Linked DNA regions of Homo sapiens: region 1 is linked to region 2. Evidence: chromatin loops called from intact Hi-C (ENCODE). Cell type or tissue: PC-9. All regions are shown on one strand. Links, peaks and the distances in the headings refer to the core of each region. The heading gives the core; the rest is flanking DNA. Region 1 overlaps SLC49A4 (solute carrier family 49 member 4). Region 2 overlaps SEC22A (SEC22 homolog A, vesicle trafficking protein).

The links. A loop is a pair of places that touch in the nucleus more often than their neighbours do. Peaks named below come from ENCODE experiments on the same cell type or tissue, not always from the same donor. Only the 100,000 strongest peaks of a DNase experiment are listed, where the experiment ranks them.
Region 1: a loop joins it to region 2, with 7 times the contacts of the local background. A loop is called at or near these places in 17 of 110 quality-filtered maps.

The regions. Positions count from the first base shown.
Region 1 is chr3:122,852,929-122,865,245 of GRCh38, reverse strand. It overlaps SLC49A4 (solute carrier family 49 member 4), which reads right to left. Exons shown (of 9, transcript NM_032839.3): 6 at 8,872-8,939; 7 at 5,044-5,171. Among named protein-coding and RNA genes, the nearest start is that of LINC02035, 27 kb to the left of the region's middle. In PC-9, for the core only: CTCF peaks have their summits at 6,452 and 6,652 (motif pointing left); a DNase peak (open chromatin) is centred at 7,985; H3K27ac peaks cover 1,788 bases.
Region 2 is chr3:123,253,113-123,265,429 of GRCh38, reverse strand. SEC22A (SEC22 homolog A, vesicle trafficking protein) reads right to left here. Exons shown (of 7, transcript NM_012430.5): 6 at 5,841-5,906. Among named protein-coding and RNA genes, the nearest start is that of SEC22A, 57 kb to the right of the region's middle. In PC-9, for the core only: CTCF peaks have their summits at 6,189 and 6,403; a DNase peak (open chromatin) is centred at 6,429.

The DNA of each region.
Region 1 (12,317 bases), core at 3,688-8,687, 400 kb after region 2:
TGCCTCAGCATTTAATGATTCTTACATTAAGATTTTTCACAAATCCATTCTCTTCTTTTAATCCATATTCTACTTTTTCTTCCTTGAGCTGTCTGTCATGAGCATGAGACTTTGTCACTTTTAGTCCATAAAATTGAAAACAGTAGTTAAGAACAGAGGCAAAAGACATGAAAATATAGTAAGAGGATTACTCTCTAGCCTATACATGTTGAATGCCCTTTTATTTTTCTTTTTTTAAGAGACAGGATCTCACTCTGTCATCCACGTTGGAGTGCAGTGGTCATGGCTCACTACAGCCTCGAACTTCCAGGCTCCAGTGATCCTCCCACCTCAGCCCCCTGAATAGCTGGGATTACAGAAACATGCCATGATATCTGGTAATTTTTTTATTTTTTGTAGGGACATGGCCCCACTATGTTGCTCAGGCTGATCTCAAACTCCTGGCCTCAAGTGATCCTATTGCCTTGGCCTCCCAAAGTGCTGGTATTACAGGCATAACCCACTGACCCAGCTGTTGCATGCCTTTCAATACAACTGGGTATGTTTCCTTTCTTTAAATAACACTTGAAGTCACCTTGTGGTCAGCTATCACTCCCTGGGGGCTTCTGTCTAGCTAGTTGTCCTTCCTTACTCCCCCATCCAGCATGTTTCTGATATCACTGTCATAGCATTCTAGTAAGTTTAGATGAAATTAGATAAATAATCTCTCCCAAGGCAACTTCTGTCAAACAGTCAAATTATACTGTTTCAGTAAACTCAACAAAGTGCTAACATTTTTCAAAATGCCATTTTCAAAGCATTCATCTGTTCAGTACAAAATGACTTGGTGAGTTGTGGCTAACAGGGCTGCTAGACATCTAGTTCTCAGATAAGGTGAATAATGTATTTTCAAAATTTTGTTTATTGCATAAACTTCAAGATTTTGAAACTCGTGTTATCTGGTCATGAGGTTATTTATTCGCCCTATTCTAAGTACTTCAATTTAAATAAAGACATAATGCAATTTTAAATATTCTGAGTTTCCCTAAGGAAAAGCATCCAAGAGGATATATGTAAGCAAGTAAATGTATCAAAACAGTATGCTCTGGGATAGACTGGAATGACCCAGTTTTTATTCTGTAGAGATGGTAACAATAATATCACAACCAGTGAACTACAGAAAGATTGCCATAGAAAATTTTAGTTTTAATGAGGTTGGGCGTGGTGACTCACTCCTGTAATCCCAGCTACTTGGGAGGCTGAGGCATGAGAATCACTTGAACCTGGGAAATGGAAGTTGCAGTGAGCTGAAATTGCACCACTGCACTCCAGTCTGGGTGACAGAGTGAGACTGTCTCAAAAAAAAAAGACAAAGTTTTAATGAGACAGCAGTAGCACTTATAACACATGGGTTGAACAAAATTAACTAGCTTTCCATTTATTAAACAGTTTAATACATATATTTACAAATACGTTTCAGGTAGATTCTTCTGATATATAAAAAGCAGTAAAAGAAATTCTAAGTTTGCTAGGAAAGAGGAAAAAGACTAGATATTTTCCTGATTAAAATAGGAATGACCAGTAAAAAAGAAACATGAATTTACCATTACAGACTTTAAATACCAGCCTAAAGGTATAGATTTGTCTATAATTAGATTTTGTAGTAAGTTTCCTTTCATGAAACCTCTTTTACTTAAAAGGAATTAGGTCAGATTTTTACAAGGCTTGTAAGGGTATCTGTGACATATTTATTCAAATTCTCGTGTTCCATTTAAAACATGCCCTTCTACCTTCCTACAGCAAGTGCTGAATAAGAGTGACCACAATTGCTGACTACCACTGGCAACAAGTAACATTTACTGTGGCTCAAATGGAGATAACATATACTTCATTCATTCATTCACTCCTTCTTCAGGGCCTGTGCTAGGTTCCACAGTGGGAGTTGGCACAAAACCATGCTCCAGATTTTCAGACTGGTAGGGAAGATAAGACATATATACCTAAGTAACTATTAAGTAGTATTAGGGGAGAGAGACAAAAACCTGCTATAATTCAGAGAAGGAATGTGGACAAATCTAGTCCGTAACCCAGTGTGCTTGTAAGGTAAAAATACATCTTTCAAGAGTATCTAAGTGACATTCAAAAACTTACTTGCAATTGAAAACAACAGTAGAACTTATAAATTCTGTGGTTGTTAAGGTGGCCACATCAATTCTATCTTTCAATTCTGGCCTTAATTAGAATTCTGCTTTCCTTTCTGTCCAACATAATTGTTTTCAATACCAGACTGGTAAAATATGGTCTTGACTAGGGTCAATCACATCAATTTTAAGATTTAAAAGATGAATAATTTTCAAATGCATTTTTCCGATTATAAAATTAAAACATGCTCATACAAATCCAGACCAAAAAAAAGAGATTAAAAAATTAAATTCATTCTTAATATTCTACCCAGAGATAAAGCTGTTATCACATTAAATTGAAAATACATAAAATTTAATGGAATGTACTATCTTATAATAAAAATTCTACACTTAATTCAAGGGAAAGAAATCTGTTCTTTATGTACTCATGACTATGTTCTTGTAAAATCCCACAGATGCTAACTTGACATACAGTATCACACACAAAAAATCTGAATGTAATGCCATGAATAAGAAGAGTTGTAAACTAAGACTGTTCCACCAGAATGTTGTACAACTGCTAAATTATGAAGTTATACCAGAATAAAATTTTAAAAAAATTCTGGCTCTGGCTCAGAATACTTGCCAAAATTGTTCAAAACTCCAATGTAGGATGCCAGTTGTGTACAACAGTGCACAGTATTTTACTCTGTATCTAATTATTACTTTGGACAACTGGGTTTTCCAGGCAAAGCATGTGTACAGAGAAGAGGGACTGTTGGCAGGATGGTGTAGAACAGGGATTTCCAGGCCTTCTTTGTTCTTAGCACTCCTAGCGTCTCAGTAATTTTTTCAGTGTTCCAAGGCCAAGAGAAACAGCTAACAATCCCATTAATCACATCTTTGGTTCAAACTATTTAATAACATGTATGATATATCCTAACAATTTAGTAGCCATTAAAAAAATAATACTCATAAGCTGAAAGAAATATATTTTTATTTCATCCTTAAAGAACCACAATTACTTATTGATGAGATGTGTGCACTGATGCGCACTGCAAGACTTTTAAAAGTTTTGGAATCAGACTGGACACCCCCACCCTCATTTTGTGTTCCACACTAATTTTTGTGTGGTACTTGTGTGGTACTTCCTTTTTATCACAGCAACCACCAAAAAAATTACTTTGCAAAGATACGATGTCATCGAAAAGAATGCAGCAGAATCTAATGCTGAAACTGGGAACTTCTCTGAACTAGAGGTTCAACCAGTATCTGACAGATGTTGCAGATCCCTGTGCTGCCCTTGTGAGCTTACTGAGGCACTCCAGGGTGGCTGGCTTGGTGCAGAGGTTGCTAATTTTGAGTATAGGGCAATCTTATCCCCTTGCCCTATTATCACTGTAAAAGTGGTAGGAAATCCCAAATAAATGGCTGTCCTTGAAAGATTTGATGCCTCTGATGTGTAAACTGCTGGTTCTTTTATTACAGAGTATAGAGATCCAAAGTGGGATATTCCTTACATATAATGTAGACCAAAAACACCTGCCTTCTCAAAGATTCCCATGGAACATACATGCCACTGGGCAATAGGTCCCCATGGAGTCACTTTCAGACTCTTATTTATTTCTACTCACACAAATGCTTGTTATAAATGACTGTTACAATCTTACAATCTACCAAATAATCCTATAATTAAATATATAATGCAAAAGGTGGCTGAATATTACTTGCAAATAATATAAAATATGCATCTTAATATTTTGCTGGAAGAAAGGAAGGAGTAATAACAGAGTCTCTGGTTTATAAGCCAATAATAATCTGTCATAGTAATTTTAAAAAGATCCCATGGTAGGCAGAGTAATGCCCTCCCTCCCCTAAAGATATTCATGACAATCTCTGGAATTTGTGAATATGTTATTTCACAAGACAAAGGGGATTAAGGTTGAAATGGGACTAAGGTTGCTAATCAGCTGGCCTTAAAATTGACAGACTTTTCCAAATTATCTTGGTGGGTCCAATGTAATCATAAGCATCCTTAAAAGTGGAAGAGGAAGAAAGAAGAAGGCAGAAGGGAAGGGTTCAGAAGCAGATGTAACGATGGAAGAAAGGCACAGATAATGCAACGTGAAAAGGACTTGACCCAAGGTTGCTGGCTCTGAAGGCAGAGGACAGAGCCATAAACAAGGAATGTGGGTGACCTCTAGAAGTTGGAAAAGGCAAGGAAAAAGATTCTTCCCTAGAGTCTGTTCACATTTTGATTTTAGCCCAGTGAGACCTGTATTGAACTTCTACTCTACAGAAATGTAAGATAATAAATTTCTGTTGTTTTAAGTTGCTAAATTTGCATAACTTTTACAGCAGCAATAGAAAATAGACTCTGAATTGATGATATTAATAATGACAAGAAAAACAACAGCAACTAAAAATGTTTCAGGTCCATTAGATAAGCTAAGTAAGCTGGCTGTAATATACTTTCAACAGGTATTTCCAGTAAGTTTTGCTTTGTATTAATGATGGAATAACACTAAATGTAAAATAAACCTATAGGGGCTGGTTCAAATAACTTTACTGAAGTATACCATAGTTTTTTGCCTTGTTAATTATTATTATTATTTAACAGTGATATAATGACTATAACCAAGATAAAAATCTTTGTATTATGCTCTGATAGAAATTTTAAACAAATATAAGCATTTCCATGCTCTATGTGTTAAGGCTAAAGATTATACTTCTTTTCCATGTGAAAAATACCAATTAAAATATTTTTAGTTATTTTTTGGACTCTTTAGATAAGATGATGGTTTGATGACTGGACAAGAGAAACTTTTTTGTATATTTAACAATTACTTACAGAAAGCAAGAAGAAGTCCTACTGTCAGAGTTATGTACACTTCTGTGAATGAAAATATTTATTAAAAGTTCAAAAATAGCCTATGCTCACCTGTGGTTAAAGGTAGGTGTGTGATGCTGTTCAAACAGGTCAGGGTGAACCACGTGGATGACAGTGTAGCTCCCGAAAACAGGAGGAGAAGAATTAGTTTCAGCATACCCCTGATAAAATCTGCAAACCTAAAAACAAAAATGCTCTATTAATTCTAGTGGGATTTAAAAATACTATTTAAGCAAATGACACACTTTCACTAACAACTACTTGAGGAATTTTCCATATATTCTTTTAAAAGACAGTTTTCAGTGTTTTTTTAAAACAAATTTTCTTGTATGATGTTACTTTGTGATAATTTTTTTTCTCTTATAAAACACAAAAAACGGCATCTTTGTTCAGGATCTATAATTTATAGGATATATTCTGAGTGTTTACTTTTTTTTAGAGACAGGATCTCACCATTGCCTGGCTGGAGTGTAGTGATGTGATCACGGCTCACTGCAGCCTCACCTCCCAGGCTCAAGCAATCCTTCCACCTCAACCTGCTGAGTAGCTGGGCTAATTATTATTTTTTTGTGTGTGTACAGGGTTTCTCTATGTTGCCCAGACTGGTCTTGAACTCCTGGGCTCAAGGATCCTCCCACCTCAGCCTCTCCAAGTGCTGGTATTACAGGCATGAGCCACCATGCCCAGTTGATTCTGAGTTTTTAAGTGTCACTGTCATTTTCTTCATATTTTTCTATACTTTCCAAACATTCTATAATGAACATGTATTATCTTAGTTTTGAAAATCAGGCTAACTTGTTGACATGAACTTGCAAAGATCTCTCTCAAAATTCAAACTCACTTAGAGAACAAACACAGATGCCTACACCAGAGCCTCTGAGGTCCTATGTGACCTGCTGCCTGGCCCTGCTCTCTCTTCTTCTACTGTTCTCCAGTTGGATGGCCATGTTTCTGTTTCTCATACATGCCATGGTTGCTTACCACAGCAATATGTAGCTTCCGTACTTGTTCCGTCTGCCTGGAATGCTGGTACCACCCGGATCTTCACGTCTTACTCCTGTTTACCCCTCAGGTCATTCAGGTCTCAGTTCAACAAGGCCCTCTGGGCTCAGTGAAGAAGTCTTTCCCCATCCCACCTCCACTTTCTATTTTATTTCTTCATAGCACTTTCTCTATTGGAAACTCTTGTTTTTGCATTTATTTTTGTCTTCCCTACCAGATTGTAAACTTCTTGAGAACAAAACATACACGGCATCTGGAATAGTGAATATTATTCTTCTAAACTTGGGACTTTTATAGCATTTTAAGTTTTCATGTTTGAGTTTTCATGAAACTAAAGGGCATCTGGTAGAGACGCTTATCATTAGCTATGCCAAAAAAATTTTCCACTTGCCAGCTGCTTTTCCTCACCTGTGGATTAACTGTTGATTGTACGGGCACAATCCTCTGGCTGCACAATTTATTCTGTCCTTCAGAACTGTTCCTCTTATAGAATAGCTGATCCCATCTCAAATACAACATTTACTATATTCTCTTCACTTTTAATTTTCTAAAGTTGATTTACATTTCTATTGTAATTATGTGACTGTCCTTCTTAAAACTTTGAATACTATCTTCTGTTTTGTACTTATTTGACATGATATGGTTAATCATGTTTGTGTTTTCTAGAATAAAATGACTTCCTATGAGAGCTGATGCCATCTTTTGGTGGGAAAAATGAATGCACTTTTGCCCAGTGACTTAAATTTGTCCTCAAGCAGAAAATTCTTAGGTATGCTGAAAAAGTTTCCACAGCTTTACAAAATATTCCTCAAGAAAATCCAAAAGACTGTTTTAATCCCACGCTTACCTAACAGTTTTCAGATTTACATTTTGGTATGCTGCATAAACTTATTTGTCAGATACAGAGATGACAAGGTATAAGAGAATAAAACAGGCTTTTAGTACAAATCAGAGTTGAATTGCAAGAAAGTTTCACAGAAACTGATCATACAAGAATAAACCGACAACTGTAGTCTGCTATTTTTGGAGATCCAGTCCTTTCGAATAGGCTGATACCATTGAAGTGTATTATTAGGACGAAGAAGTATCTTTAATAGTGGTCTTTAATTACAAAAATATCACCCAAAGCACTCATGTATGTCTACAAGGTAGCACTGTCCTAGGGAATCCCAAAAAATGGTGTCAGGAAAGTAATTTTAAAATTGATTTTAGGGCTAGGAGATAACTGAAATTGACTTCAGATCCCAGAGTAAGGGTAGTATTTTTTTAGAACTTCCATTTCAACAAATTAAAAGCAGAAAAGTCCTCATTCTAAATTTTCCCTTTAATTATATCTATATCTAGTTAAAATTAAGGGGTATAGAAGGAAAATAATGACAAAGGAGCATTTGAGACATCATTTTTGATACATAATTGTTCCCCCTTTGACCAATTTGGTGCTCAGAATAGGATGTGATCAATGACTCACTATAATTGGCTTGGAGATTTAACTAGAAAAATGAGGTATGATTCTTGTCAAAATAAGACAGGTCAATGTATTTTTAGTATCAGTGATTTCCTACAAATACTATATTCCCCTTCTGCTTCTTTAGCTTTTAGTTTTCTTATATTTTCCTAACACTTCAAATAAAGTGATTTAGAAATTACAGTGTCAATTTATTCTTTCAATATCCCTGAAACACTATGTGAACCATAAAGTCTAGGTATAACATTATCCTGTATCAATTATATTCAAGTATTTAGATATTGAGGTGATATGTGGATCTTATATTTGATCTTCCCAAATATATAATTAGATTCTCCTCTTCATGGTAAAGTTGATTGCCTAATTTTGTTTTTGAGCAGAGTAAAATGATTTGGGAAGTGAATGAATATTATCTCTTTGGAAATACCAAGAATAGTTTTATAGGCAGTTGCCTAAGAGAGTAACATTTTAATTCTTTTCCTTTTTTTTTTTTTTTTTTTTTAGAACGAATGGGACCTTTTTCCTACTTCTGACTCATTCTAACAATGTGTTGTTGTAATAGGTTATGATCAAAGAGAGTGTGATGAAACTGAAAGTCTTCACAGACATTTTGCATCAAAAAGGGATAACCATAGGAAAATACCAGCCAAAAAAGACCATAAATAAATAATGTCTGCTAATCAGGACACTGCCTGTTCATGGAAAGTTCTATTGACACTTTTACAAATGATTTCTTCTCAACCCTTTTAGTCTCCACAGCTATTAATTTGTCTTTATTATTATATTACCTTTTTTGGTCTCCATTTGTAGATGTTGTTCTCCAATAATATGGAAAGAGGCACCTTAACTACACTGGAAATACATTTCCAGTCTCCAGAAAAAAACACTTGAGGAAGGGATACTCCAGAGAAACTTTCTTATAGCAGCAAATTCTTTTTTTTTTTTTTTTTGAGATGGAGTCTCACTCTATTGCCCAGGCTGGAGAGCAGTGGCGTAATCATGGCTCACTGCAACCTCTGCCTCCCGGGGTTCAAGCAATTCTCCTGCCTCAGCCTCCCTGGTAGCTGGGACTACAGGCGCTCATCACCACACCCAGGTAATTTTGTGTTTTTAGTAGAGACAGGGTTTTGCCGTGTTGGCCAGGCTGGTCTTGAACTCCTGACCTCAGGTAATCCGCCTGCCTCAGCCTCCCAAAGTGCCAGGATTATAGGCGTGAGCCACCATTCCCGGCCTGTTAGCAGCAATTCTATATAACGCATATGAATTTTCTTGTACTCTGAACAAGTACCCCTTTCTGACCTTTGCTTGTTTTACTTTTCCCTGAATTGTAATGTTTATTTAGGGGAGCCTATTTATCTTTAGGCTTTTTCCCCCTGCTCTGTCCACTCACAAGTTTAACAAAATATTCTCACCTTGCCATAGCTATTCCAACAACACAGCCTCCAACTATGGACCAAAATCCAATCCAGCCAGCATCTACCTGTTAAGAAAGAAGCAGACACATTTAATACAAGACAATCATACTGCAATATAAAAGGAATGAAAAAAAGTCCTCTATAATCAATATGTTAGTAGCTAAATGGATGAAATAAAAGAATTCATGTGTAACTAATGTATACAAACATCTAAAATATGTCCTTGATTAACTGTTTATTGGAATATTGAAAACAAAATAATCAACGTCATCAAACAAATATTTTCAAGTATGTACTACATGCCTAATATTGGACTAGGAACTCTTAAAATAAGAAAAGGATGGAAGATAGTCACAGCCTGAAAAAGTTTAAATATAACCAACATAGGAAACTGCTAGGTAATAATGAGATGCTAAAACATGGGGCAACAACTAAAAATGTATCAGGAGGTGGAAGGCAGGGAGAAATGTGGGGCTGAGCAAGAGAGTAGACAGAGAAAAAGAAGTTGAGCTGGGTTTCAAAAGTATAGCTTGTTCCCCTCTTGAGAAAACATTTCCAGCCCTGTCATTTACTAACTGTGTGACTCTGAGCAAATTATGCCTTTTTACCTGTAAAATGGATTAAATGAGATAATTTGTATACAGTACCCAGATCAGTGGCCAAGACATAGGAAGTGCTCAATAAACATTAGCTGTTCTTATTATTACTAACTGATGAGGCGTCTCCATCTATCTTGTCTCTTTCCTGCTTGTGTGGCCACATTTTTTCACAGCAATCTACGAATGCTGCCTACATTCCTCATCACTCCTGTATCTTTAACTCTTATTATGACTTGGCTTCTGTCCCAACTCATACTCTAGGTCTCAGTTCCTGCATTAGTGGAATGGGGATAATAAAGTTTTTCTGAGGGTTAAATAAGTTAATAAATGTAAAGTGCTCAATGCATGTTAGTTGTTATGAATGAAATTTCATGTCTCTAATAATACTGGTTCCTCTTTCTCCTTCCCATGACCACCATGCTTGCTTTTATTATCTTCTTACTTCTTGACCCCTGTCAGAGCTTCTTAAATGGTCTTCGCAATCTATTTTGCTCACTGTTGCCAGAATAATTATCCTAAGCATTCCGTGTCCCTGCTCGGAAATAGTTACTGGTTTTCCTTGTGGTTACAGGACAAAGTCCAAACTTGACCTGGCACTTGAGCATTGTGCAAACTAGCTTCTACCTTTTGTTGTTTTTCGAGTCATATTTTTCTTTTTCTTTCTTTTTTTTTTTTGTTTTGAGACAGAGTCTTGCTCTGTCGCCCAGGCTGGAGTGCAGTGGCACGATCTCGGCTCACTGTAAGCTCCGCCTCCCGGGTTTACACCATTCTCCTGCCTCAGCCTCCTGAGTAGCTGGGACTACAGGCGCCCGCCACCACGCCCGGCTAATTTTTTGTATTTTTTTAGTAGAGACTGGGTTTCACCGTGTTAGCCAGGATGGTCTTGATCTCCTGACCTCGTGATCCGCCCGCCTCGGCCTCCCAAAGTGCTGGGATTACAGGCGTGAGCCACCGCGCCCAGCCTTTGAGTCATATTTTTCATTACACTTGTGACAGGGATTGCCAGCTGTCCACCAAACGATTTCTTCTTCTACCTGGGTACTTAGCTAGATGACATGTCCCAGTTCCTAGCTGGAACAGGTGACCATGTGTCAGTTCTCATTAATGGAAGTGAGCATAAGTGAAGTGTGCCACCTCCAGGTTAGAACTTGGAAGAAGGTGTATGCCTCCTCCATGCTTTCTCTCCCTTCCTGCCAGCTGCAATCTGGACGTAGCTGCCCAGCTGCACCCATGCATATAATGACAAGGTCCTAGGGGACAGAAGAGAATACAAGTGGAAGCAGCCTCGGTCTCTTAAATCAGTGTGAGGAAAAGAGCTGTCCAAACTGGACAACTGTCCTAGATTACACACGCTGTCCCAGATTGCAATGTGAATGACAAATAAATTTTTCTTAAGTCTCAGAATTTTGGAGGTCTACTTCTCCCAGGAGCATAGCCTATTCTAAGCGATACAGTAACTTTATATGAGTCTTTTGCTCTATTGGTGTTTGCTGCCAGAAGCAAACATGAAGGCTCTCAGGAGAAGGATAACATCCTGAAGCTTAAATTATCGCTCTATAGTTTTTCACACTATTGGCATTTGAGGCAAGAGAATTCTCTGTTCTGTAGGACCACTCCTCTCATTGCAGCACATCTGGTATCTATAATCCAACGCCCACTAGGCTCCCACAAACACTTCCTTCTATCCTCTAGGTGAGTGGGGTCATGCTCTAGGTTAAGGACCACTGCATATCTGGCTGTACTGATGCTGGTACTTTCAGAACATTTAGTACTTTTCTACTTGCTTTGTTCATGACATTTGCCCTAGTTAATACAATTCTACCCAATACTTAATTTAAAAATTTAAAAAATTGCTTTCATGTAATTTTAAATTCTACTTTATTTAATAACTGATATGATTCAGGGTCTCTATCTCTCTCAGAGTTTGTACCAAGAAAGATACTTGGAAGGACTTCTTAGGGTTTACAACATGAAGCACAGATCTGCCAAATCAATATCATTTTTTGTGTGAGTGACATGGGGCCTTACTCTGTCACCCAGGCCGGAGTATAGTGGTGCAATCTTGGCTCACTGCAGCCTCCGCCTCCTGGGCTCAAGTGATCCTCTCATCTCAGACTCCCAAGTAGCTGGGATTACAGGCGTGTGCTACCGCGCCCAGCTAATTTTTTGTATTTTTGGTGGAGACAGGATTTTGCCATGTTGCCCAGGCTAGTCTCGAATTCCTGAGCTCAAGTGATCCACCTGCCTCACCCTCCCAAAGTGCTGGGATAACAGGCGTGAGCCACCATACCCAGTCAAAATCAGTATCATTTAAATGGGTGCTACACTTTTCCTTAACAGAACTGAGCATACTTGGAATACCTGCCATCCAGAAAAACAGGTGAGAAAACTAAAGGAAGCCTTTCTTATTATAGTAAAGGTGCTGCTATGGTCTGAATGTTGGTGTCCCCCACAAATTCACATGTTGGAACTTAATCCCTAAAGTGATCATATTAAGAGGTGGGGGCCTTTAGGAAGTAATTAAGGGATGAGTGCCCTTATAAAAGAGGTTGAAGGGAGCTGCCTTGCCCCTTTGCCACATGAGAATGCAGCAAGAAGGGGCCATCTTGGCAGCAGAGAGTGAGCCCTCGCCAGATATAAATGAGTTGGAACCTTGATCTTGGACTTTCTAGCCTCCAGAACTGTGAGAAATAAATTTCTATGATTTATAAATTACCCAGTCTAAAGTATTTTGTTGTGGAAGTCTGAACAGACTAAGACACGTACACTAGGTAATTTAGGTTAGTATTCTGGTTGAGAACTAGAAAATCTGGGGAAAATTTTATCTGAAGCCATCAGAGAGCC
Region 2 (12,317 bases), core at 3,837-8,836:
AGATACAGACTGATCTGAAACCATTTTTTTTTAAAAAAAAACATAGACTGGGAAAGGATACCTGCACACTTCCTTTCTGACAAAGGATTAGTATCTAGAATATACAGTTGTCCCTCAGGATCCATAGGGGATTGGTTTCAGGACCTCCCTCAGATATCAAAATTTGTGGATGTTCAAGTCTCTGATATAAAATGGCACAATATTTGCATTTAACTTATGCACATCCTCTTGTATACTTTAATCTCTAGATTACTTATAATACCTAACACAATGTTAATGCTGTTATACTATATTCTTTACGGAATGAAAAGAAATAAAAGTCTGTACATGTTCAGTATGGATGCAATATGTTTCCAAATATTTTCAATCCATGGTTGGTTTAATCCATGGATGCAGAACCCACAAATATAAAGGGTCAATTGTATAAAAAACTCTTTAAGAAAAACAGTGAAAAAACAAAGAATCCAATTAGAAAATAAGCAAGGCCGGGCTCGGTGGCTCACGCTTATAATCCCAGAGCTTTGGGAGGCTGAGGTGGGTGGATCACCTGAGATCAGGAGTTCATGACCAGCCTGGTCAACATGGTGAAACCCCATCTCTACAAAAAAATACAAAAACAAACAAACAAACAAAATTAGCTAGGCATGATGGTGGGTACCTGTAATCCTAGCTACTCGGGTGGCTAAGGCGGAAGAATCACTTAAACCCGGGAGGTGGAGGTTGCAGTGAGCCGAGATCATGACACTGCACTTCAGCCTGGGTGACAGAGCAAGACTCGTCACAAATTAAAAAAAAAAAAAAAAATCAAAAGATGTAGACATTTCACTGAATATACACATGACAAATACATGAAACAATGTTTAGCATCATTAGCTAATGATGTTAAACAACGCAAGTTAAAACCACAATGAGCTATCACCACACACTTAAAAGAGTGGCTAAAATAAAAAATAGTGACAATATCAAATGCTGGTGAGGATGCAGAGAAACTAGATCATTCACACATTGCTGGAGGGAATGTAAAATGGTACAGCTACTCTGGAAAAGTTTTTCAGTTTCTTAATAAAACTACCACATGATCTGGCAATTGTACTCCTAGGCATTTATCCCAAAGAACTGAAGACTTATGTCTGCACAAAAACCTGCACATAATTGTTTATAGCAGCTTTATAACAGCCAACATTTTAAAACAACTCATATATCCTTCAATAAGTAAATGAAGCTGGATGTTGTGGCTCACACCTGTAACCCTAGAGCTTTGTGGGGGCTGAGGTGGGAGGATTGCTTAAGGCCAGGAGTCCAAGACCAGCCTGGGCAACAAACATAGCAAGACCCCGTCTCTACAAAAATAAATCAGAAAATTAGCTGGGTGTGGCAGCACACATCTATAGTCCTAGCTACTCAGGAGGTTTGAGCCCAGTTCAAAGCTGCGGTGAGGCTGTGATGGCATCACTGCACTCCAGCCTGGGTGACAGAGCAATACCTTGTCTTTAAAAAAAAAAAAGGAACAAATCATTTAATAGTACATTGAATACATATCATAGAATACTACTCAGCAATAAAAAGCAACAAATAATTGATTATGCAACAACTTGGCTGAATCTCCAGAGAATTATGCTGACTAAAAAAATGCCTATCTGGCTTATGCCTGTAATCCCAGCACTTTGGGAGGCTGAGGTGGGCGGATCACGAGGTCAGAAGTTGCCTGACCAACATGGTGAAACCCCATCTCTACTAAAAATACAAAAATTAGCCAGGCATGGTGGCGCACCTGTAATCCCAGCTACTCAGGAGGCTGAGGCAGGAGAATTGCTTGAACTGGGAAGTGGAGATTGCAGTGAGCCAAGATCGCGCCACTGCACTCCAGCCTGGGTGACAGAGCAAGACTCCGTCCCAAAAAAACAACAAAAAAATGCCTATCACAAAAGATTACTTCAAATGTTGAAGCCCTTAATCCCTAATGTGATGGTATTAGGAGCTGGGGCCTTTGGGAGGTAATTAGGTTTAGATAAAGTCATGAGGGCGGAGCCCCCATAATGGAATCAATGACTATGTAGGAGGAGGAAGAGATCTCAGCACTTTCTCTGTGTGAGGATATACTGAGAAGGCAGCCTTCTGCAAGCCAGGAAAAGGGCCCTCAGCAAGAACATGATGTGCCAGCATCTGGACTTCCAGATTCCAGAACTGTGAGAAAGAAATGTCTGTTGTTTAAGCCACCCAATCTATGGTATTTTCTTATAGCATTCTGAACTATGCCAGTTATATACTATATAATTCCATTTACATAATGTCCTTAAAATGAGAAAATTATAGAAATGGAGAATGCGTTAGTAATTGCCAGAGATTAAGGAGCGGTTAGATTAAGGAAGTGGATATGGCTATAAAAAGGCAACATGAGGGATCCCTGTGGTGACAGGAATGTTCTGTATCTTGACTGTATCAGTATCAATACTCTGGTTGTGATACCGTTTTATATAGTTTTGCAAGATGGTAACATTGGGGGAAACCAGTAAAGGGTACGTAAGATCTCTCTTGCAACTCCACGTAAATCTACAATTATCCCAAAATAAAAAGTTTAATTAGAAAAACTTTACCCATACACATATGTCTAAAACTTACTTTAAAAACAACTACAGAAGCTCCTTGGCTTACGATAGGGTCACATCCTGATATACTCATTATAAGTTGAAAATATCCTAAGTTAAAAATGTATTTAATACAATTAACTTACCAAACATCATAGCTTAGCCTAGCCTACCTTAAACATGCTCAGAACTTTGGCCTACAGCTGGGCAAAATCATCTAATACAAAGCCTATTTTATTCAAATATATTCATTATCTCATGTAATTTATTGAATAGTGTGCTGAAAACCAGAATGGTCATGTGAGTACCTGAAACATAGTTTCTACTGAGTGCATATCACTTTTGCATCATTAGAAAGTAAAAAAAGTTCCAAGTCGGGGATGGTGTGTTTATACACGCTATATGCACATACATAGAGAGTGAGATAAAGAAGGTGTTGCAAGATGTTAACAATTGATGACTCTAAGTATACTGGTTTTTCAACTTTTCTGTAAGTTTCAAGTTTTCAAAGTAAAACATTGAGGGAACAGGAAGTCTCTAGTTTCTTCACTGATCCTTTGCTTTCCTATTTGAAATGTTCCATATCAAGATTAATCCTATCAGGCTGAGCTCTGGGCTTCCATAAGCACCTGCATCCTGAAGAAAAAGATGACAAACCATGTGGTAATGGCTTTTCAGATCTGATCTAAAGAGGATTTAAAAATATCCTGACAACTGGAGACAGAGCATGTTATATGGTAAAACATAATTACTTAAGTTTTACTGTGGGGGAAAAAAACAGCATTATTATCACCCTGCTCATCATATTTAGAAAGCAGGCAGTTTCATGCCTTTCAATATGAAGGAAATTAGTTTTCTGCTTTTCTTTTTTAAAGCATGAATTTGTTTACTTCTCTCAAGTAAAAGAACACCTGAGTGACACCACTCTACCACGAAGCAACTCTCAGAACTACTCGAGGCTGTTCTGGGAAGTGTAACAGAGGTATGCCTATCTATAGCCTGGTAGTCACCTGCTCTGAAGTCACAAAGATCTGGGTTTAAGTCACTAACAAGCTATAAGAACTGTCTATACCTCAGTGAGGACGATATAATGGTATATCCTCCTTTTTGTGAGGATTTAATGGTACAATGACTATAAAAGGCTTAACACAAAATAAGAGCTCAATACATTCTGCCATTATTACTAAGCATTTACAATTACTTAAGACAAAGCAACCAAAACTTGTATTTTATAAGAATGATTATTCATAAAATTATATTAAATACCTCACAGTTTTAGATAAAAATCAAATGAGATCATGTGTATAGTTATAAAATTATAACTTTATTACATTATAAAAATTACACAAATTAGGAATTTTGCCTACAGACAGCATGATATAGTAGACAGAACACAATACTGAAAATCAGACACCCAGAGTTAAGTACTGACTCTACCACTTTCTGATTATGTGATCTCAGGACAGTACTGAAACTGTCTCCGTTTTCTCACTTTAAAAAATGAGATATTATCCCTTTTGTGACAGGATAGAAATTAAAATAGAAAATATATACAAGAATATTTCATAAAATTAAAGCACTATGTGACATTAACAAATATGTTTTCACATTTCCTGCATGAAGTGTCACTCATCACCATTAAATCTGTCAGATTTGACAGAAAATTTCTGAAGATAATATAAATGGTTAAGAAAATCAAGCAATTTTTTTGGTCAGGCGCGGTGGCTCACGCCTGTAATCCCAGCACTTTGGGAGGCCGAGGTGGGCGGATCACAAGGTCAGGAGATCAAGACCATCCTGGCTAACATGGTGAAACGTCATCTCTACTAAAAATACAAAAAATTAGCTAGGCATGGTGGCAGGAGCCTGTATTCCCAGCTACTCGGGAGGCTGAGGCAGGAGAATGCCGTGAACCTGGGAGGCGGAGCTTGCAGTGAGCCGAGATCGCACAACTGCACTCCAGCCTGGGCGACAGAGCGAGACTCCGTCAAAAAAAAAAAAAAAAGAAAAAGAAAATCAAGTGATTTTAAAAAATGAGGCCACTGGAACTAAAATGTCTAATGTCTTTACATAAAAGTCAAATACATATATTCAAAATACGTCCCTAAAGACGTCCACTGAACTTTAGGTAGTCTTATATTTGCAGTTCTGACTCTTAACATTTTTTCTAATTCAAGCTAGAAAAATGTGTCACTTACAAAAAAGTTAGGTCAAAAAGCCTTGCTTGCTGTAACACGTTTTAACAAAGACATTCTTGCATTTGGGTAACTGGTAACTTCCTTTCCTACAAATGTGTGCCTCCTCTGGCCTTGGAAATGTGACTATCAGTCTCCATGTCACCAAGGTGCAAAATCTCTTCCCTCCTTAAGTTTCACAGTCTTCAAGTCCCAGTGAGTCTTCCTTCTCAATGTCTATTTTTTTCTATCCTCACTGCCATTACCATATGTTGGCTTTCATTACCTTCTACCTGTAGTAATAATTCCAAACCAATTTCCTTGCTTCCAGTCTCTCTGCTCTTACAGTCCATTCTATTCATTACTGCTAAATTGAATCCTAAAATCCTGTTTTTACTGTGCTGTTCTCTATTCAAAAACTTCCCTCCAATACAAAATCCTCAGCCTAGAGTATAAGTAGAACCTGGAAGCTGAATAATCAACCACCAGAAAATCTAGTAGTTTTTTTTTTTTTTTTTTTTTTTTTTTTTTTTTTTTTTGAGATGTAGTCTCGCTCTGTTGCCCAGGCCGGAGTGCAGTGGCGCGATCTTGGCTCACTGCAACCTCTGCCTCCTGGGTTCAAGCAATTCTCCTGTCTCAGCCTCCCAAGTAGCTGGGACTACAGGCACACATCACCATGCCCGGCTAATTTTTGTATTTTTAGTACAGACAAGGTTTCACCGTGTTGGCCAGCTGGCCTTGAACTCCTGACCTCAAGTGATCTGCCCACCTCGGCCTCCTAAAGTGCTGGGATTACAGGCATGAGCCACCACACCCAGCCTAGAAGTAGTCTTTACTACCATAGGCAGATGACATACCACCACTGAAGCCTCAGCACAGGAAGAAGGTTAACATCAGGTTCACTGGGATGTATGTCTACTCAAAATGGAGACATAGGTCACAAAGTTAAAAGAGGCTCAAATTAAAAGAGAAGCAAAGAACTCAGAGTTTTAATAATTTATTTAAAATGCACAATTGTTAGAACTGATACCCGAAGTAAACAATAATGGTAAGTGTTTCTTTAAAATGGAAGAAAACCTACCTGGTAAAGGCAGGCTGCTGTTCCAAGGAAAAATGCAATGATGTAATTAAAATCATCACCATCACTCTGCAAAAGCAAAATAAAAGATTATTTTTGTTTCCGGTGGGAGCCCATTTCCAGAAACAATCCATCAAGATAGGATGTAACAATATTTACAAACAGTCAAAATTGTCACACACTGGTATATAGAAATTCTCAAGAGTCCTAAAATGAAAACATAAAGCACATTCTAAGACCTAAAGAGTGTGAGGTAGAGGTACAAGTGTTCCTCTTCATTTTGGCCACCCCCATCAATTTCATTCCACTCAAAAGAGGAAAACCACTGGGGAAAAGTTCTGACATAACGATAAAAGCCTCTCCTCCTACTGCTAAAAAAATCATGTAAAAATGTACAACACCCCAGTGGCTGACAAAGTTACTCCAGCTCACTAGGGTCATTACTTGATTCAAATACTGACAAACTTTACTGCTAGTAAGTATATCACTGAATTGTCCAATAAAGTAATTTGATATGATTTTTTTAAAAACTGTGAAAACTGAAAAGCTACTGTCCACTAGAGTGTGCTAAATCCCAACGTGAAAAATTAAGACTAATCAGTCTTGCATGCTATGCTAGAAAAACAGCCACCCAGAGGAAAAACAGAGATACCTCATGCATAGAATGTCTCTGAAAAGAAAACTAATGGAGACATGTAACAACCCATGCTTTCCTATGCCTTTTTGGTTCTTCTTAAATATCTACATTATCGACTTCTTTCAATGTTTTTATACAGTAAAAGATAAAGTTCGGGCAGGAGCATTACATTTTTTTTTCTTCCAGGCAGGAACATTAATTTGGCCCTTTTCTTATATTAGAGAGAAAAAAAAAACCTCTTTATACAATGATAATTTCCACAAGACACAGAAGAGTATCTCATTATCATTTCTTCATAAAATAGTATAAAGGAAAAATTCCTTTTGCACTGGTTATTGGGCAACTGATTGTAAGGCAGAGGAAAGCTGGCTTATCCTAGTGAGAAGATCTTAAAATAGGAACCACTCATCTGCCTGGGATGCTCAGGCCAGTTGCACCCCAGAGGCAAGGAAGGCCAACACCAAACCTTTCCAGTTTAATAATTCTAAAACCTTAAATAAGTTCTGCTTGATTATTTTTTCTTTAGTCCTTTACTTTTTAAATGACCTTTTTTTTTCTGATTATAAAAGTTCATGTTCATTGTAGAGAATCTGGAAAATACAGATTATACAAAGAAGAAATTAATATAACCTATAAATGCCACAACTCTGGGAAAATTACTGCCAACCCTTTCATGTATTTCCTTCCAGTCTTTTCTGTATATGTAGACACATTTTAAAAAATAGATTGATACTTTTATATACTACTTTTTAGTACTTCACAGTACTACACAAACACTTTCCCAAGACAGTAAATATTCCTCAACCACACGATTTGTAATGATTATATAACCTTTAATTGTGGGGATATACCATAATTTATTGTCCTACAATTGGATACTATAGTTTTCTCTAAATTTAGACTAACTCTCTTAATCACTCCTTCTTTTCTCTCTTTTCCTTCCTTCCTTTTTTTTTTTTTCAATGAGATGGAGTCTTGCTCTGTCACCCAGGCTGGAGTGCAGTGGCACAATCTTGGCTCACTGCAACCTCCACCTCCCAGGTTCAAGCGATTCTCCTGCCTCAGCCTTCAGAATAGTTGGGACTACAGGTGCGTGCCACCATGCCTGGCTACTTTTTTCTGTATTTTTAGTAGAGATGGGGTTTCACTGCGTTAGCCAGGATGGTCTCGATCTCCTGACCTTGTGATCTGCCCGCCTCGGCCTCCCAAAGTGCTGGGATTACAGGCGTGAGCCACTGCACCCGGCCTCTTTCTTTCGAGATTGAGTCTCGTTCTATCACCCAGCCTGGAATGCAGTGGCGCGATCTCGGCTCACTGCAACCTCTGCTTCCCAGGTTCAAGCGATTCTCCTGCCTCAGCCTCCCAAGTAGCTGGGATTACAGGCACCCATCACCATGCCTGGCCAATTTTTGTACTTTTTAGTAGAGAGTGGAGTTTCACCAGGTTGGCCAGGCTGATTTTGAACTCCTGACTTCAAGTGATCTGCCTGCCTCAGCCTCCGAAAGTGCTGGGATTACAGGCGTGAGCCACCGTGCCTGGCCTTAAATGCCTTTAAAACACTTAGGAGCATATTTCTAGAGTCAGTCAGACTTGGGTTCAAATATTTACTTATAATCTGGGACACTTATTTAATTTCCTCTTTTGAAAAATAAAAGTTGTAGAGATTAAGTGAAATAACATTTGCAAATACAAAGAAAAGTAACTGGTACATAGTAAGTACTCAGAAACATTCACTAACTCCTGTCTCCCTGGGGTTACTGTCTGTGTCACTTAAAAAATCTTTAATTGATACAGAGAAGACTGTCTACTAGCATATTATTCCATTTAATAAATATTTATCAAGCATTTACAAACCAGGTACTTTGTTACTATCCCTAGTACAGAAAAGAGTTAAGTCCAGCCAGGGCGGTGGCTCATGCCTGTAATCCCAGCACTTTGGGAGGCCGAGGTGGGCAGATCACGAGGTCAGGATATCGAGACCATCCTGGCTAACACAGTGAAACCATGTCTCTACTAAAAATACAAAAAATTAGCCGGGCGTGGTGGCGGGCACCTGTAGTCCCAGATACTCGGGAGGCTGAGGCAGGAGAATGGTGTGAACCTGGGAGGTGGAGCTTGCAGTGAGCCGAGACTGCGCCACTGCACTCCAGCCTGGGTGACAGAGCGAGAATCCACCTCAAAAAAAAAAAAAAAAAAAGGAAAGAAAAAGAAGAGTTAAGTCCACACCAACTTAAGGAGGTCACTCTAATTAAGGCAGATACGTAAGTCAATAATTACCACCCAAAGTGATAACTGATGGCACAGGTGTGTGTAGAGGATACTAAGGGAGCCCAATGGAGACACATCTAATTCTGCATAGAGAAAAAAGAAAGGCCAGGGAAGACTTCCTAGATGGAGTAAAGCTTAAACTGGGTCTTAAAGGCTGAACCAGGTAGGCAAGGTAGGAAGAGAATCAAAGGCAAAGGAAGTAGTGCGTACAGTGTCAAAGAGGGAGGAGATTAAGATTGACTCAGAGGCTTCTTGTTTAGGCAACGTTTGAATGACACCATGCACTAAGTTGGGCATATGGAAGAAAAGTAATTCAAGAGCAGAAAATACTGAGCTCACTGTGGGACATGCTATTCTAGAGCTGCTAGTGGGACATCCAAATAATTATACTTAGCAGATATTTCAGTCTGCTTCAGGAAAGAGTTTGATCCAGAGATCTAACTTGGCAGTCTTCTATTTTAATAGTAGTTAAATGAAAGGCCTATGACAACCAAGTAAAAATCTCAATTCTTGATTAGCTCCTAGATTAGAGAGAGGAACAAAACACTATATAGAACATTCTGGGGGCAACTATGGAAATTTGAATACAGATTTTCTATTAGGTAATACTATACTAATGTTAAATTCTTTGGTGTGATTAAGGTATTATGATTACGTAAAAGAATATCTTAGCTCTTAAGACATACATATTGAATTCAATTTTGGAATAAACTGAGATGATACCTACAGTATTAACTTTGAAATGACTCAGTAAAAAAAAAAAAAGAAAGAAGAAAGTAAAATGGTAGGTAGGTATATGGGGTGGATGTTAATTCTGCTGTTCTTTAAACTTTTCTATAAGTTTGAATTCTTTCAAAATAAGATGTTATGTGGTGCAGCAAAAGGAAAACGCAAATATTTAATAAAAAGTCATGCGGCCACTAAAAAGAATAGATCTCCGTGTACTGATGTGAAATAAACTCCTACATATTTTTAGACTTAAAAAGATGCAAATTAGTATTGAGTATGCTATCATTTTCATAAAAATTTTAAAAGAATAATTGCATAAGTAAATATATAAATACCTATATACTAGCATAGGCACATAATCTCCCTAGAAGGATGACTCTGAGGAAGAAAGTTGGGAGGCAATTACTTTTCTGTGAAAATATCAACTCTTATAGGCTTTGAAATTTTTATGTGCATATTTTACTGTGTGTGTGTGTATGTGTGTGTGTATGTATAAATGTATGTGTATTTTTTCAAAAAGGCCATTATGAAAGTAACCAAGAAGAGGGCATGGAGTTGGAAGAATATAAAGCCAAGGACAGAATACTGGAGAATGCCACTATGTAAAGGACAGGTGGAGGAAGAAAGTGTATCAAATAAACTGAGGAATAGGAAGAGAAAGAGAGAAACAAAACAAAACAAAACAAAACGGGAGAAAACAGTTTCATAAAAATGAACGGATGAGAGATTTGTCATGAAGAAAAATGTAAATACATTAAACTATTAACAGTGACTTGTGTCTATGTTTCCTGAAATAAAATTCATTTTTTGAAATTAAACAAGGAAATGTTTAAAAGGAAGAACATAATGACAGATGAGGCAGAGAGGGTACATAAGATAAGACTCTAAAGAGTTTCTGCTGTATTTGGCAATTGAAAGGATACTGGTGAGCTTAATGGTGGATATCTGAGAGAATTACAGGAGCAGAAAAGAGATCATAGTAGACTAAGACTCATAGGTGGGAACTGAACAATGAGAACACTTGGACACAGGAAGGGGAATATCATACACTGGGGTCTGTTGTGGGGTGGGGTGAGGGGGGAGGGATAGCATTAGGAGATATACCTAATGTAAATGACGAGTTAATGGGTGCAGCACACCAACATGGCACATGTATACATATGTAACAAACCTGCACGTTGTGCACATGTACCCTAGAACTTGAAGTATAATAAAAAAAAAGAAAAGAAAAGAAATAGAGGGTAAAGGAGCAAGACAACAAATGTAGTCTACTCTCTCAAAAAATTAGAAGAGAGCATACGTAAAGAGGCTTTTTTGGTTTTGTTATTGTTTGTTTTTTAAAGAACAGCAGGGCTGAGGGAAACGAGCCAGTAGGGAACCAGCAGATGAAATGTAGGTGAAGGAATAGCCAGAGGTTGGAAGGTGGGCAGAGGTTAGGAACAAGGACAAAAGTGGGAGTGGACAGAGGTGGGGAAACAGAGACAGGAAGGAAGGCAGAGGAGAGGAAGAAGAGGGCAGAGGTAAGGAGTTCCAATACACATTTTTATGAATGTCACTATTCACCTTTAGGGGATACTAGAGTACCAATGTATTGCTCTGAAAACAAATAAAGGACATTTTCTTTTAAAGATGAGGATGGGTCAGGGGCAGTGGCTCATGCTATGATCTTAGCACTTTGGGAGGCCAAGGTGGGAGAATTACTTGAGGCCAGGAGTTTAAGACCAACCTGGCCAACACAGCGAGACCCTGTCTCTTTAAGAAAAAAAAAGATGAGGATGAAGGTAAACAAAAGCCTCATATAATAGCCACACAATGTATTAGGAGGATACTATTAAAATGTTTATAATAATTAGGGAATATTTACTTTTTAATATTAAGTGAAAAAAGGACATAATGGATACATGTACATGTATGAAAATTTGGTGATAATTTTTATTTTATTCTTTATACATTTCCCCCAACTCTTTTTTGTTATTTTTATTTTATTTATTTATAACTTTTTTATTTTCTTTCTCCACTTTTTAATGTTATTTAATCTTTATTATCTTCTATTTTATGGCACTGTCTTGTAGGATCTCCTAATTCTTTAACAATGAATTAGCATATAATCAGAAAAAATGCTTTTATTTCTTTTGAAAGAAAGTAAGCACCACACCTTAGCATAGATATGTCACTAAATAAATGAAAAAGTTCTGTTAAGTATTAGCAGGGACATAATTTCTTTCTTTCTTTTTTTTTTTTTTTTTGAGATGGAGTCTTGCTCTGTCGCCCAGGCTAGAGTGCAATGGCACAATCTTCGGCTCACTACAACCTCCGCCTCCCAGGTTCAAGCAATTCTCCTGCCTCAGCCTGCGGAGTAACTGGGATTATAGGCACCTGCCACCGCGCTCAGTTAATTTTTGTATTTTTAGTAGAGATGGGGTTTCACCACATTGGCCAGGCTGGTCTTGAACTCCTGACCTCGTGATCCACCTGCCTTGGCCTCCCAAAGTGCTGGGATTACAAGCGTGAGCCACCGTGCCTGGCCAGCAGGGACATAATTTCTTTAAAAGGCATCAACAAGTCTATGGGAAAGAAGATAAGAAATAAAAGCAAGTTGATGACTTCTGCTTTGTAGAAGCTTTTACAAACAATTTTAGAATCCGAGAAATCTTAGATTGTCTGTCCTAAGACCTAAGAAATGGCCCCTGGGCTTATGTAGTCTAAAATCTTCATCTTGCAGAATTGCAAGATGAGATACAAGAAGGTAAAATAACCCATGCAGGGTCACAAAGTTACTGGCAGATGGGACCCAGGTATCTTAACTTCCAGGTCAGCATTTCTACTGAGATATCAAAAGATTCCAT